Linked DNA regions of Homo sapiens: region 2 is linked to region 1. The links are chromatin contacts, found by Hi-C in ENCODE. All regions are on one chromosome and are shown on one strand. Each heading gives the region's core, a stretch centred on a gene start or an enhancer-like site at or near the end of the contact. The rest is flanking DNA. Distances are from core to core; before and after follow the strand shown. Region 1 holds the start of RGS13 (regulator of G protein signaling 13). Region 2 holds the start of RGS2-AS1 (RSG2 antisense RNA 1).

The links. A loop is a pair of places that touch in the nucleus more often than their neighbours do. Pooled maps may share reads with other maps.
Region 2: a map with no recorded cell type shows a loop between it and region 1 (2.6-fold over the local background). The contact joins the promoter of RGS2-AS1 here to the promoter of RGS13 in region 1. A Hi-C loop is called at or near these places in 2 of 37 single-sample maps with no recorded cell type and 7 of 50 pooled maps.

What each region holds. Positions count from the first base shown.
Region 1 is chr1:192,634,648-192,637,396 of GRCh38, forward strand. RGS13 (regulator of G protein signaling 13) reads left to right here and starts at 1,500. Exons shown (of 7, transcript NM_002927.5): 1 at 1,500-1,670.
Region 2 is chr1:192,946,999-192,949,698 of GRCh38, forward strand. RGS2-AS1 (RSG2 antisense RNA 1) reads right to left here and starts at 1,259. Exons shown (of 3, transcript NR_126003.1): 1 at 1,105-1,259.

The sequences.
Region 1 (2,749 bases), core at 250-2,749:
GAAAGGGCATTCCCAAGCTGCACCAACGAAAGCATAATCCTGTTACCTGCCCTAACCTGACAGCTCTGAATTAGTCTGATCCACCTATGTGCCGTACAAAGCATTATATTGCTATGATTTCATAAACTGAACTTGAACTACACTTTTTCAGAGAAACAAAACCATGTTTAGAAATCTGCCACAAATATCTACACATTGCTCTTGAATTCCTCCAGGAATTTCCACCTACTCGTGCTGTTACTCTTCACTCTATGATTTATTTGTTTTTCAGTCCCTGTCGATACTTAAGTTTTACTCTGTAGGGAGATTCTCATGTTTGACTCCATTAAACAAGCTTTGAAACTGACACTCGCACAGGGTGTTACTTCCAGAATCTTCCTGCCAGCTCCTTGCATCCACACCATGAGAAAGAGCAAACATTCCAAATCCCAAAAAAATGAATTATTTGGGGTGAGGAAAAGTCTTGACTATGACACTGAAGATTTCCTGAAGAGATCCAGCATCCAAAATGTCCTGAGTGGGGAGGAAATCGCACACCTAGCACCCAGAGAAAATGAGTGCTATCCACAAACAACCCAGATCCTCCCAAGCTGAGGCTAACCTGCCCTTCACTTCCTACATTATTGCTACATCTACGCAGCTTCTGACTTTCCAAAGTTTCCTTTCCTTTTCTAGTCCCAAACTTATCTCTCAGGTTTGAGAAATTCAATTTTCTTGGGTTTGAATCTCAAAATTATAAAAGACAAGTAAGGTTAATCTTCTATCTCATTGGGCCCCTAAATATTTTAAGAAACACTCCATCAACCACATTTTGATCTTCTTTACTGCTGTTTTATTCTAGCATTTCTTTACTCCTACCTCTCTGTTTCTCTCTCTCTCTCTCCCCCCAAACCCCCCAACTCCCCCACCCCTCCCCACACACACACACAATTGGAGTAAATCCAGGACAAGGGCATTCACAATCTTACCATATTCTGTATTCATTAGACCTTATCTTAAGCACTGTGTTCAATTCAGATTTTGAAGGCATGTTAACAAACTGTAGAACAACGGAGTCCAGAACTGCTGTAGAGGACCAGTTGAAGGAACTAGAGAGGTATAACTAGAAAAGATACTTTTTTAGATCCTTCAGTTGTTAAAAGTCCCTAGTAATCTATTACAAACAGATTGATTTTAATAGTTCTCAACCATTTGCTAACATGTGTTTGCAGTGATGTCCTATGTGTTTGTACTCAGTTCTCTGTCTTTTTTAAAAGGGAATTTTACTTTAGACTATACATTTTCTAAAACTAGAAAAATTATTTTGGAGAAAAAGATTTGAGTATTACTTTGAAGATTTCATGAAGCTGCTGCTTCCAATCATCTGATCACTTCAGATGGTCTGATAATGTTAGATAAAACCTCTTTATCAGTAATGCACTGGAGTCCTACAGCACTACTTTCCATATTCAACAAAACCTCTCTTTGCATAGATACGTGTGTGTAAAAACAGAACATTCATACTGAGGCCAGAGTGCCATCGAAGGTAATTATAGAGACAGTAAAATCCTTTTACTCTGGGAAAAATAAAATGCTGGGTGTCTCACAAAATTTCAGAACCTGATTTCAAACGGATCATAACAAAGAGGAGATCAAATTTAGCATGGTGGACTGCTCGACAGGATATATTTGTAAGTATGAGATTCTATAAAATAGTTGATAAATACAAGACTATTGGCTTGCTATAAATCACTAGCAGATGCTGATTTCAATGGTAGAACTTCTGGGAGTGTTAACAGAGGTTTTTCTAAGAAAAAAAGACAAACTAACAAACACATATTCTTTTGCCTGGCTTTCTATATTTAAAACAAAACTTAGAGTCACTCCTTATATAAATAAATCTTCTAAGTTGGGCAACAGAGGAAATGCTACAGTTTTAAAGTATATTATTTCATTTTATGTTTTTGTGTATATTTTCATTTTAAATGTTTTTCATTTTATATGTTTAGATAAAAACATATTATAAAATCAGACATAGCTGAATTATTTGTTTCAAAAATCATGCATTACCAAATTATTAGTTCCATCCTTTGTTAACTGTACTGAAGCCAGGTGTGGATTATTATAAGGTTTATCTGAAACATTGTTAATCTTGATTTTGTAGAATTTTTTTATTCTTTTATGTTATGCTTAAGCACAACTATGCACAAATTTCTTGAATTTTTTAAAGGACAAGAAATTTGTGTGCTGTGGTCAACAAAAGCTCACTAAAATATAAATTGCTCCAAATTTTACTAAATTTTATGTAACATGCTATATCATAAAATAAAGAAACATATTTAAATGCAGATATATGTAAACAGACAGAATTGCTTTAAGAAAATTTATTTATTTTCATAATACTTTAAGATTTCATTTAAATAATGGAGGAAACAAATCTAATTCTGGCATACTACTAATACAACTCAATCCATTACCAATGCATTTATAATCACTCTGAGAATTAGATTCTATCGGTGAAATGTATTTCTTTCAAATAATTATCAGGAGAAAACAGTGGAGGCAAAATCATCGTGGAGACCTAAACTTGTTCTAAACACTCTATGTTTCGATTGTAAAAGTACACACTAGTTTTACCAAGAGGGTATTGAAAAACAAAAAAGGAAAGCAAATTAATACACAATATTAAGATAAATATAGATTATTTAAATAAAAAGTAATGGAAAATTACAAATTAAAACAGTAAAGAAATTTTTATAATAAGCCATGA
Region 2 (2,700 bases), core at 9-2,508, 310 kb after region 1:
TATTATATAAATGGTTGTCATTTGTCTCCCTCAAAAAATTAAGCTCCCTGAGGGAAAAGAACATTCATAATATTTAATATTTGTTAGATGAACAAATGGATCAATGCTTCTTAAATTTATTTTCTACACTGCCACTAACCTAATCTTTCTAAAACAAAAACAGAGTCATGTCACTTTACTGTAAAAAATCCTTCAATGGAAAAAAGAAAAAAAAAGGGAGGTCTACAGTGGATTCCCACTGCCTTAAGCTATTGATTTTATGTCTAAACTTCTTAGCATGAAAGACAAGGTTTTCTAAGACCTGGTCTACTTACCTCTACAGCTTTGTTTCTTTAGCTGACTGCTCAATATCACTGCTCTCCCTCAACTTAACTGCAAATAAATTCAATACTTCAGAAATAACAAAGGAGGAAAAACACTCTTTTAATATTTTATTATGCTCAAATAATTTAAAAATATATAAATAAAATGATTAAATAAAGCCCCAAACCTTTTTTCAAATAAGCACCCTAAATTATCTAAATCACCTAGGATGCTTGTTTTCCTAAGAACCAAGGAATATTTCAGGTGATTTAGTATAAAGTATAGCATGCCCAGACAAGATCCCATAACAGGAGTTACTTACCTGGTGCTGCTTATTTTGGATATCAGAATTTTAAAGGAAATGAGGTCCATTTGGTTTAGGCATCTATATATATATCAGTACGTAGAGGACTAAATGAGGGTTTAAAAGAATTTGTTGAATATAACTGAACCAACTCTAAAATGAAAAATATATAAGATGGAATGATGATTAAATGGAAATGCTTAACTCAGTAAATGATCAGTTTCTTATTTCTAATGGACCCAAGTCTGCAATTCAAAGTTGGGAAGAGGCAGACAGTATGACATGAAATACTCTGTGTATTATATCAATTACACCTCAAGAGAAGAATTTGACTTTGCAAATTACAGAACTAGTAAGAAAACATTTTTTTTCTTTCATACGGGTTTAGTCTGTCCTTAAAAGGGGGCTTTGGGGGTAGATATTGGATTCAACTGTTATTTGTCAGACAAGTGAAAGAATAAAGAGAAGTGTGTGACACAGTGGTGGAGAAGCCTTACCTGGGACCAATCTGAAGTGCCTGTTGTGTTCTGCAGTATCATAAGTCGCCAGGGTCTCTCTGTCTGGCATAGCCATTCTCATTCCCAAAGTGCTTCAGGGATTTGGATCAAATCCAAAGACTATTCTGCTTGTTCATTCTGAACAGATTAATTCAGATTTGGCTAAAGATACTGCTGAGAAAAGAAGCGTGAATCCTAAGGGAACATCAACTTTCATGACTAAAGATAGAATTACCTGAAAAGTACATGGGGAGCTATGGGCAGAGTTAGAAGTTTATATTCTTACAAAGAGATCTAAACTTAAAGGAACAAGGACTGGGGAGAACTATAACTGCCTATGACAGTCAGTTTCTTACATGGTTTTATTTTAAACTATGCAGAAAAATTACACAGAAATGGCTCTTTCGGCCAGGCACGGTGGCTCACGCCTGTAATCTTGGCACTTTGGGAGGCCGAAGTGGGTGTATCATTTGAGCTCAGGAGTTCGAGACCAGCCTGGGCAACATAGCGAAACCTTGTTTCTACAAAAAATACAAAAATTAGCCAGGTGTGGTGCACCTATAGTTCCAGCTATTTGGGAGGCTGAGGTGGGAGGATCTCTTGGGCCCGGGAGTTTGAGGCTCCTGCAAGCCAAGATACTGCCACTGCACTCCAGCCTGGGCAAGAGACCCTGTCTCAAAAGAAAAAGAAATAGCTTTTTTTTCTCACCCTACATTATAATTTTCATCAGCCACCTCCAACCAATCAGTAAAATCTAATATATCTGTGCAGTCTTCTGTGTAATTAATACGATAAACAAAGGGGCAGAGCAGTAAAGAGAAATGAGAATTGTCCCACATTTTCCCATTTTTGGTACTCATGAGAACAGAGATGCTACCTCTCAGGGGTTTCGGACTAGCAAGGAGGAAAAATTTTGCCCGTTAGTGGAGCTAGAGATGATGAAAAGAACTTGATTTAGAGAAAAATTGCTAGATAGACAACTTGAGATTGGATATATAATACCCTTCTATTTTACCCTAAAATGCCAGCCTAAAGACTTTTAAGGAGAAGCAAAAATTGACACCTTTGTTTTAACAGATGTATTGAATAAATTATAATGTAATATCCATTCCAGCTCTTATCAAGGTACTGGTCATCACAATTAAGTAGTTTGGATGAGGGCACTGACTTTGGGCTAAGAGAATCTTCTTTTTTTGCCTCAGCTGTTCTGTTTCTGTTAAGACACTGTCTGGGCTGAGATATTTAAATCTGGTTTCAAGGCTGAGTGTGGTGGATCATGCCTGTGATGCCAACACTTTGGGAGGTTGAGGTGGGTGGCTTGCTTCAGTCCTAGCCTGGGCAATGGAGACAAAACCCAAAAAATACAAAAAATTGTGTCTACAAAAAACTAGCCAGGCATGGTGACATGCACCTATAGTCCCAGCTACTTGGAAGGCTTAGAGGGGAGGATCAGCTGAGCCCAAGAAATGGAGGCTGCAGTAAGCCATGATTGCACCACTGCACTCTAGCCTGGACAACAGAGCAAGACCCTGTCTCAAAAAAAAAATCTTGCTTCAAGGTTCTATGCAGATGATTCTTTGCTTGTAAACCCTAGGA